Regions from separate parts of the Homo sapiens genome. Here region 1 is linked to region 2. A link is a loop called in an ENCODE intact Hi-C map of the cell type or tissue named here. Cell type or tissue: A673. All regions are shown on one strand. Links, peaks and the distances in the headings refer to the core of each region. The heading gives the core; the rest is flanking DNA.

What was found. A loop is a pair of places that touch in the nucleus more often than their neighbours do. Peaks named below come from ENCODE experiments on the same cell type or tissue, not always from the same donor. Only the 100,000 strongest peaks of a DNase experiment are listed, where the experiment ranks them.
Region 1: it touches region 2 in a loop (2.5-fold over the local background); 11 of 110 quality-filtered maps call a loop at or near these places.

The regions. Positions count from the first base shown.
Region 1 is chr2:212,517,823-212,523,223 of GRCh38, forward strand. All of the region lies in intron 1 of ERBB4 (erb-b2 receptor tyrosine kinase 4), which reads right to left. Among named protein-coding and RNA genes, the nearest start is that of ERBB4, 18 kb to the right of the region's middle. In A673, for the core only: a CTCF peak has its summit at 2,741; a DNase peak (open chromatin) is centred at 2,699.
Region 2 is chr2:212,157,390-212,162,790 of GRCh38, forward strand. All of the region lies in intron 1 of ERBB4 (erb-b2 receptor tyrosine kinase 4), which reads right to left. Among named protein-coding and RNA genes, the nearest start is that of MIR548F2, 270 kb to the right of the region's middle. In A673, for the core only: no CTCF peak of the experiment used is centred there; a DNase peak (open chromatin) is centred at 2,182.

The DNA of each region.
Region 1 (5,401 bases), core at 170-5,169, 360 kb after region 2:
TTATTTATACAGAAATCTGCCAAATGAGAGGCATCATCTTGCTTTGAGGGGCCTCCTGCTGGCAAAGTGAGCAACCTTGTTATTATAAGAATTAAATGCTGTACACTGTATGAAATAAAACACAAAACAATCCTTCAGAGTAGAGCTGTGCTGATTTTCAACCTGTAAAAATACATTATTCTAATATAGGAAAACTTAGAAAACTCCAAAGTGTTATTAATATCACTTGTTAAGGCCACCTAGTTTTCATTGTTCTCAACTACAAGATACATATTTAATTTATAGTTTCTGATGAAAATGTCAATAGATCTATTTAATTTGACCATAAATCAGTCTAAAACACTATAAGCTAATTGATAAGGAACTGATTTTCTAGATAAGCACAATAAGCACACGTCAGCTTGCAGTTTTCAAGGGACATAGTTTGTACATAGAAAAATAACCTTAGAAAACATAATTCTAATAATTGTCTCTGATCTCAATCATGAGAGTAATTAGTTCTTCCTTCATAAAGCCGTCACTGCAAATTATATTCAAGAATGAATATTATGTCTCAGTTACAAATTATATGATTTAATCTCAAAATTTCCCAAGACCCATTTAAAAACCTTGGGAGATAACTGAACATTTAATAACGTCAGGGTTATTAAATATCCTTCAACATTTGCATACTTGTAAAAACTATATAGCATAGCAAAAGGTACTAACAGAATTGCCATGATGCATGAAACCACTAAGAATCAAATATTTGTGTAAAAATTAACCATTTATGGTACCACAAGCCCCTATTAGAAAAAAATGTGATCTTTTTTTGCGAAGATCAATCTTGACAATCTACTTATACTTAATAATTTCCAAAGAGTTTAGAAAACAGACAGCCCAAGTTGTTAAATGCACTTGTTTAGAGTTAAAATACAGGAACGGGAGGGGAGGAATAAGTACTGTGTTGAGATAATATCTGCTAACACAGTATCTCCATCCAATATCTAACTCCTTCTGGACAAACAGTGATTCCAGGGAGAAAGTAGGGCAGGGAGTAAATGTCAGGTCTGGGGACCTGAATAGTTGCATGTCAGGCAATAATCCTAGAGAAGATTTTTTTCACAGTCCTGAGACTACTCCAAATAGGGATCACAGGCAAAAAGGACAGCTGTTATATCATCTCCCCTGAAAAAATGTTATATGGGACTATTACTAATGCCATCCTGTGTGTACCCAGAATCACAGGCACTGGTGTTCTAATCAAGACTTCTGACTGGGAAAAATGAAAAACTTACAAAACCTAAACTGCGTTTCTACACTCTTTTTCTCAAAGCACAAATAAATCCAGAGAGGCTTACTAGCCTTCTCAGAAATAAGAATGTAGTATAGATCTCAGTCATCCCTGAATTGTTTCTTAAAAGTACAACAAATTCTATTTAATTTGAATGCTTAAAAAAAATCTTAATACCATTAGAAAAGTGAGAGACATGATTCAACTTTGAGTTACAGGTTTTATGTAATATAAATACACTAAAATTTAATCAAGCAATATATACAATTTCCCAATTATCTTCCTGGAAAAATTACAAATCATCATATTCTTTTTCAAGAATGTATTGATGGCTACAGTGGTCTGGGTAATATTAAAGCTACTGCACAAAATGATAAAGGATAAATAAAATGGCTGTTAGTCATGAACACAGGGAGGGGAACATCACACACCAGGGCATATCAGGGGGCGGGGGGCTAGAGGAGGGATAGCATTAGGATAAATACCTAATGTAGATGACTATTCAGCCATTAAGAAAATAATGAAATTGTTTCATTTGGGGCAACCTGGGTGAATCTGTCGGACATTACGTTAAGAGAAATAACTTAGGCACAGAAAGGTAAATACAAGGAGCTAAAAAAATGAGCTCATAATAGTGGAGAGTAGAATTTTGGTTATTGGAGGCTGGGAAGAATAAGGCACAGGGGAATATAGAGAGAGGTTGGTTAAAGAATACAAAATTATAGCTAGATAGGAATAAAGTTCTAGTGTTCTGTAGCAATGCAGAGTAAATATGTTTAGTAATTTATTGTATATTTTCAAAAAGTTAAGAGAAAATTTTGAGTATTCACAATTCAAGAAAATGATAAATGTTTGAGTTGATGGATAGGTTAATTATTCTAATTTAATTATTATACAACATATGCAGGTACTGAAAAATCACTCTGTATCCCATAAATATGGACAATTATTATTTATCAACCAAAAACAAAAGAAACATATATCAGGATACCTTAATTGGAAAAATATAATTTAAACATATTTGTCTTAAAATATGTTGTTAACACTTCTGTCTTCTATTTATGATCAATCATTGGTTAAACAGAATGTCATAATAATGCTAAATAATACAACGGATGGAGGAAAATCAGTTGTATTGATTTTAATTATAGTTTAATACTCCAATTTATTGCTTTGCAGTAAAGTAAAAAGTTGAGTTGAAACTACATGAAAACTTCATCCCAGTCTAGTTCAATGCCTGCATCTAAAACACATTTAAAATGTATAAGGTTATTTGCATGTAAAAATTATTTTATTGGGTTACTATTCTTGCACATAAAAATTTCGGTAATTCAACTACTACATTAAAAGGTTTTTATCTTAAAGGTATAGCTCATGGTTTGTCCCAGAAACTGATGGAAATCTAATCACACATCCCCACTGCCCATATTGTTCTGGAGCACCACCTGTCAGCTGAATAAGATAATGACATGTGGTGGAGCTTGTATACAAAATTTCTACCTATCTCTCAGTCTAAAAAAATAGCTTTCATTGTTAAATTTGTTCTTATCTTTTGCAAAAATGAAGAATTCACAGCATCCTTGAAAAAGTTTCCACATTGGTTGATAGGAGAAATAACTTTTTAGAAATTCTAACCCACGGACTGTAGGGAGTTTGAGGTTGTTGCAAAAAAGCAAGCACTCAACTGTAGAAGAGCAGAAATCGCCCTTGCCATTACTAATATCTTTTTTAAGCATGTACGGTTTTGTGGCACATCAATGTTAATTAGCAAGTGGACACCACTGGCATAGCTCTGTGAAGTTTATGATGTCATGCATAGCCTTTACCTGATTCCTTAATAAATGTGAAAAACTGTAATATAGGGAAAGCACTTAATAATCACAACAATTTACAGATTATCTTCTATGTGACAAATTCTGTCAGTGTTTGTGTATAGATGTGGATGATTCTGCTCTAGCATGCAGAAATTTTTCCAAAAATACATTCAGTCATACATTGTTTTAGTTGTGTCCTATATTGAAGTTTAAATGCCTATAAAATGTAACATAAAAAGTTATCTCATGAATTTGATTAAAAACCATTTTCTCTTGAAGGCACTTTAAAAAACAATAAGGATGAAAGGACAGAGGATTTGAGTTTGCCAGGTAAACATAAATCTTTGGAACAAAACTGTCTCTCTAAGCTCTTTTTTTAATACCAAAACTATAAAAACAGAATATGAAGAAAAAAAGGATTTGAGAAAACTGCCCTTCAGAGAGAGCCAAATTCTTCCTCAAATAGTCTACTTAAAGTTCTCATGACAGTCCATGTGTACAATAATTCTATAAACCATTATTGTATCACCTGTTTATATTCATAGGACACACAAAAGTCAAGTTCAAATTATGAAAAAGAGAAAGTTCATGCTCTTCTCATATTTAACGTTTTCTAACTTTAAATTTATGATGTTTCTATTTTGCCTTTAACTGCCCTAGTTCTCTCCTACTACTACTATAGCATACAAAATATAATTAACATTTATTGGGCACTTACTATGTACCTGATGCTATTTTATATGCATTTACATGCATTTCATTTAACCTTCACAACTATGAGGTTAACATTAATATTCAATTCCCTTTTTAGATGGGATGATTGAAGCTTAAAAAGATTAAGTAATTCACCTATACTCACATGGTGGACTCAAACCTGCACTATTTAAATTCTCAGATTCCTCTATTTTACTCCTTGCAAAGTTTTACTTCGCATGATCAATTCCAAAAAGTTACTGCAATGGTTACTCTATTTGAGTTATTATAAATATAATGAAACCACAATGTTAAGTTAGAAGAGTGGCACCTATTGTTAATATACTTGATCCCATTTCCATATTTGATATATTCACAAATATTCCTGGTTATTTAGAATTATTATGAGTATCAAGCAAAATCACTGTCAATGACCTAAAATACTTAAGAAATTCATCTATGTTGCCAGCATACTTCTTAGGAGTTTTCATTTATCGCCATATATAAAATGTTGATATTTAGACTATGTGAATTTAATAGGAGCCTAGGCATTGCTGATCAGCCACCTGCACAAGTGTGGCCATTTGCAAGTTATTTAATTTCTCCGAGCTTCTGTTTCCTTGTTTGTAAAATAAGGATGGTAGTGTCCATATTGTTAAGGTCAGGTGAGATATTGTATAAGAAGTGCCTAGCACACTTCCTGATACAGTTGGCCTTTAATAAGTACTAGATATTATGATTTCTTGGCTTTTTACCAATGAAGAGTTAATGTGTGATGTACAGAAGTTTATAACAATTAAGATAGGAAAAGCACATTAAATTATGAAAAGCGATAAGTAAAACGTTGAATAGCTTGAGTCGGAGATGCTGTGACATATCCAAGTGGAGATATCGAGCAGGCAGTAGAAACAGGAAGGTTTAGAGCTCTGTATAGGGGTAAGAGCTTAGAATAATCTACGCAGAGGTAAGACAGGGGAGGGCATCTGGACAGTAAGAAAAAGATGAAGAGGACCACAGCCAGACAGAAGCATTGGATAGACTTACTTCTTGTTGAGTGCATTACCTTTATTCATTGCCTCCTTAAAAATAGTAAATTAAAATCTAAGTCTAATATACACCCAATAATAGCCAAATTGATTGTTAGAATATCGCCTCTGTTGAGAAATAGCTGTGTGATTTGTCCAATTACATAACTGAGTCTCATTTTCTTTATCTATGACAGAGGATTAATACCATCTACCACGCAGGTTTAAGGAGGCACCAGACGTAATGCATAAAAGTACCAGCAACGGGCTTGGTGCCTCCTGGCATTAAAGTGGATATAGACTGTAGAAAGTGAGGAGAGGTGGTAGATCAGAAAGCCTAAAACAGAACGTAGGCATCACAGAAATGCAGTCTTCATACAGGGGAACCAAAAATAATGTTAAAAGAATGGCCACAAATGGAAAAAGCAAAACATTTTATTTAGAAGGTTTATAGTGTAGATCCAAAAGTGGTAGTAAAAGAGAAATGTCAAAGGCCTTAAAATATTTCCAAAGCTGACTAATAAAGGTCTACTTTATTTGTAATTACGCCAGGCATGCATATGTACATCTGTCTTTTTATCTCCTTTTGATTTTCA
Region 2 (5,401 bases), core at 283-5,282:
TGTTTGTTGTTGAATTAATTGAATTAACCAGCAGGATTTATGTCACTACAACATAGTTATTGTACTTAATCTGAGATTAAACCCAGGATAGTTCTTTTTGAAAGCATTTTATATTTACTTACAGCAAAATCATTTTTAGGTATTGTAAACATATTACTGTTCAAAGGAAAAAAAGACTGGGTTTTTTTGAAACCAGTAAGAAAATTAATTCTGTATCTGATGTCTATCTAATATTTCTCATTACAAACTAAAACTATGCTTTAGTAAGTTAAGAATAAGAAGCTTGTTTATGAAGTTTATCAATTGATAAGTCTTATTCAGTAGAATAAATCCACATGTATAGAAACTTTGTTTAGTGCCTGGCACAAAATAGGGCTCAGGAAATATTCGTTTAATGAATGAATGAATACATGACTATCTTCTACTTAAGCCAGAGCTCTTCCTAAGTCTTTGGACTAGTAGGCACTTAGACTGGAGGTAAGAAGACCAGAGGGGAAAGAAGCCTGCTCTTAACAGTCTTGACACTGTTGTCAGTGAAACTAAATACACAAATCTGATTCTGTCACCATGTTGCCTATACAACTGAGATAGGCTCCTCTGAACTACAGGACAAATAGTATAATCCTTGGGATAAATTAATAATAGTGATAATAAAAGTAATATTTGCCGAACACTTACTGAGTCTGGTCCCTGTGCTAAGTGTTTTGCATTTGTCTCACTGAATCCTTTGAACAAATTAGGAAGCAAACAATATTATATCCATTTTGCAGACAAGAAAAGCAAGATTAAGCAACTTGCCCAAAGTCACATGGATAGCAAATGCAAAAATAGAAGTGAACCACAAATGGTCAGATGAGCACACATGCTGAAGCTTTTTACTATATAAATCATGAAACATTTAGTTCCAACCTATCTCACTAGCTACCAACTTGTGAAATGCCCATCTCTTGACCTCACTGTTTCCTAATCCCCAAAGTCCCACCACACTATACTGGAAATACTTAAAATGAACCACGTTCTTATAAGACCTCTGTGAAGTGCACATATTACTTCCTTTACCAAAAGTTCCCTACCCCTTCTCATCTACCCAAAAGTCCCTATCTATCCATCTTTTAATTTCAATATCTTATATCTCCTACTCTGAAGAGATATCTCTGACTCGCTCAAAAAGATAATCTTTTTGGACCTCATTATATTTTGTACCAAATTATTAATGACTTTATTAAGTAATCATGTCTCTCTGGGCCACTCACATCCCCAATAAATAAACAGTGTATTCTCTAAGGAAAGAGACAATGTGCAATTCACTTTTGTGTCCACCACGAGCTAGCCCAAGTCCACAACTCAGCAGAGGCTCATTAAATATCTGTCAATATGAGATGAAGGATGTGTGTTTTGAGGGAGGGTTTGCTTAGGAATGATGATATGACAAGAATAAGAAATGCCTGTCAAAAAGCTAAGAATGTAAGAGAGAGCAAGATATGCAAAGGGTAGATACAATATTATAGCATACAGAGTGGAATGAGAATATTAATGTAGGGGAAAACTAGAGATCAGGACTATATCACTATTTGATCATTAAATAATATTGATAATGTTCTTAATAAAGAGTCTACATGATGAGTAAATCATTGAAATGTGGTCGATATGTTGTTTTTGAGTAGGCAGGTAAGAAGAATGCACCTTGGAAGGTTTTTCATCTTGGAAAGTTTACGAAAGAGTAAAAATCAGTCAATAAGAGAATTAAGTATTTATTCCACAAACACATGGACTTAGAAACACTTTGCTGAGCCACTTGCAGATCCTGATCCTCAGAAACTGTGAGATCATAAGTGTTTGCTGTTTTAAGGTAGTAAACCGTGGTGTGTGTTTTTGTTTTTTTTTTTTTTTTGGATAGAAACAGATAGCTAATACAGACCAGAATCATATATAATTCCGTGACTTTGTTATCTTTCAAGTATTTCCTTATTATTGATGCCTACACTTTCTCAATGTCTAAAATGGACAACTAAATTGCTACTGTGGATTTACTTCTTAACTAAAACAGATTTTACATTCGTATAATGTAGATTTACATATGTATTACTTATACATTTAAAATAATTAGAAGTTCATATATTTTCAACAAAAAGGAACTCATCTAAATGCCAGCCTGGGTTGCATAATGTGGACCTCATGCTGTGGGAGTTGCTGCTTTCCCAAGTTGGGTATGACAGGCTAGTTGCAATTACATAAATGAATTGTTTTCTTTCATCCTCACTGGTGCATTAATGAAAGCCTGCACAATTAAAAAAAAGACCACACTGCTTGAAGAAAGCAAGGCAACCAGTTTAAATTAGTAGATGAAATTAAAATCATTTTACTAGTACTATTTTCCAATCCAGCAATTGCTGACACTGTTCTGAAATGCTACGTACATCCATATTCAAGGATCTTACATACCTAGAGCCAAACTTATCATTAAAAATGTGATAAATGGCTAATATACTTTTCTTAATTACTCTATAAAACTGACAAACTGAAAATGTACACAATATTGGAAAAGGAAAAACATTATTTTTAGGGTTAGTCTAAGTCCAAAAACTTAACTTGGCCTCCTTTCTTTACAACAGGTTTCTCAAGACAAATCCATGGCAAGCCCAAATGCGTTGTCTTCAAACTATTCAGTTTCTCTCCTCTTGTCATTAATCATCCTATTCTCCGGCTAAACCCCTATTCTTGATTTTAGCATAACCCTTTCCTCAGAAGGGTGAATATTTCTTATGAACTTTGGGTTCAACTTACGCAGGTAAGACAAGAACCAATTAGTGTCACAGTAAGCATAAGGAACCCTGGATTGGATGCTTCAGGCTTGTCCCCTTGCTTGCAGGAGCCTGTATGATAGCTGTAAACTCAGAAAGGTAACCACTAAGGAAGAGAGAGGTGGCCAGTGCCTATTTAAAAATAAAAAGTGAAGAAATTATTTATAATCAAGTGGCTCATAATTGTCCCTATACCACACTCACTTTTATTATTTCCTGGTAAAGAGGGTGAACTCTATCCACAAGTCCTCCATAGTTAAATAAAACCTTTTTTTAAAATCTGTATCACACACACAAAAAGTCTTATAAATGTATATCAGTGTGAATGAAAACAATGAAAAATAAAATGGCTGTTTTCTATGTCCCATTGTCTCTATGCCCACATTTTTATGACGCAGTCATGGTGTGGTTACAGTTTAGTATTCTATATGTTCCTCTTAGAAGAAGAGGGATGTGCATCCAATGCCAAATTCTACTGAAAATTCATGTGTCTAGGTCTTAGCGCTTTTCTTTTTTTAGAGAATTTAACTCTTCATGAATTCTGTTAATCAAATTACTTGGCTGGCTATTTCCTACCAAAGCCTAAGGCTCCCTGACACCTGATGATCTCTTCTTAATTGATACTTTCACCTTTGTGAGATATCCGCACAAATGTAGCTCTCACTGAGGGTAGGTTGGGGAAGGGGAAGCGCTTGATCTCAGAAGCCATTATGACTGTGTGTATATTTGAAAGTACAAACTCAAAAGACAGGTAACAAATTGCCAAAGAAGCACTGCAAATGATAACAAAGTAGAGTGAAATAAAATTAGAAAGAAAAATATGCATCACTGAAAAGTGATATGTTTAATATCCCATAAATATTCATAAATATGTCATCTCCACAAGCTTATAATGCTAGAGTTTTAGCATTAAAAGATGGAAGGCTGCTTAAAATAGGAGCACAAATAACAATAACAACTCAAAAAGTCTTTAATCTTCATCAGCCACACAATTGAGATCAGATCAAAATATATCTGTACAGTCTCTTTCACTCATCTATCCTCATATTTAATATTCATTGAGTACAAAGAAGTTTCTATGTAATTTCCTTTATTAATACTTCACTATGAAGTGTCCCCATACTAACATAATTAACTTTACTAGAAATTATTACCACACCCATCTGCCTAAATTTTCAATTATCTTTGCCTCTAGACATGAGTAGCTACCTTGTGAAATGATATCAGGATAATTCCTTCATATTCATAATGCCTCCTTTTCTCCCATAGGTTGATGCAGATATAATGATTAAAATGAAAGAGCAGGAAAAGTTTTCTGCTAAACTCTAAAACCTTTTGTATTAGGAGTTTATGTCTTAAGCCTTTCTACCTCAAAGGCTTCATATTGTTAAAAATCTACAGTTCTTAAAGGATCAACTTCTACTCCTTTTTCATCAACTATCTTTTAGATAAGGAAAAGACAACTTATATTTAAAGTAAATTTTGAATGAAATTATAAGGAAAGTGCTTATTATTTACCATCTGGCAGTACACTAGTCCTTTGAGTTATATGACCATATATAGTATAAGAATTCAAAATACATGAACAAAACCACTACTAAATCTTAACATTTGGTAAGAAGTGTAACGTGGTGATAAAAATATTCTCCTATGAATTGGGACTAATTTTTATCATAACATATATGATCTAAAAATTCCTTATTAATCTTTGCTTCCATTTTTCATCAGTTCATAAATGACAATAAATAGCAAGTGATGGTGAAAATCCAGAGCAAGTAGCACTGTTATATATTGTGAGAATATAAAGTGTTGCAATTACTTTGGGAAATAATAGTCTACTAATTTCACATAAACCCAAATACTACATCTCTTCTATAACCCAGCAATTCTACTTCTTGGTATTTACTCAAGAAAGTGAAACCTATGTACACAAAAGACATATGCAACAATATTCATAGCACATTATAAATAACAGCCTAGGTATAAATCAAAGGGAAAATTAACAAATAAATTATAATATATTCATGCAATGCAATACTACTTAGGAATGAAAAGGAGCAAATTACTCATACATGCACCAACATAGATAAACCTTAAAAACATTATCTTTGAAAAAGTCTTATATACAAGTATATAGTGTATGATTTGAATTCAAATAAAATTCTAGAACAGGCAAAATTAATCTTGGTCCAAAAAATTAAAATAGTGTTTATCTTGAGAAGTGAGGGAGACACACTGGTGAGGGACATGAGGGAACTTTGTAGGTGACATGATGTCTATATCTTGATAAGTATTTGCACTACACAATTGCATGTATTTGATAAAACATAGTGAATATGCACTTAAGATTTGTACAATAAATTGTATATAAATTTTACGTCAAAAGAAAATGCTGTAATCAGATACTGAACTTTATTTAGTAGTATGCAAGCTAATGTATTTCTACATTTCTGATTTCTGCAATTCATGTTTTAATGTACAAAAAATGAAACAGGATAATGGTTAGAGGGCAATAATGAGGAGAAATGTGATAGCACAAGTACAATAAAATGTAATGGTTAAAGCTAAATGATGGATATATTGTTTCAAGTTTGCTCTGT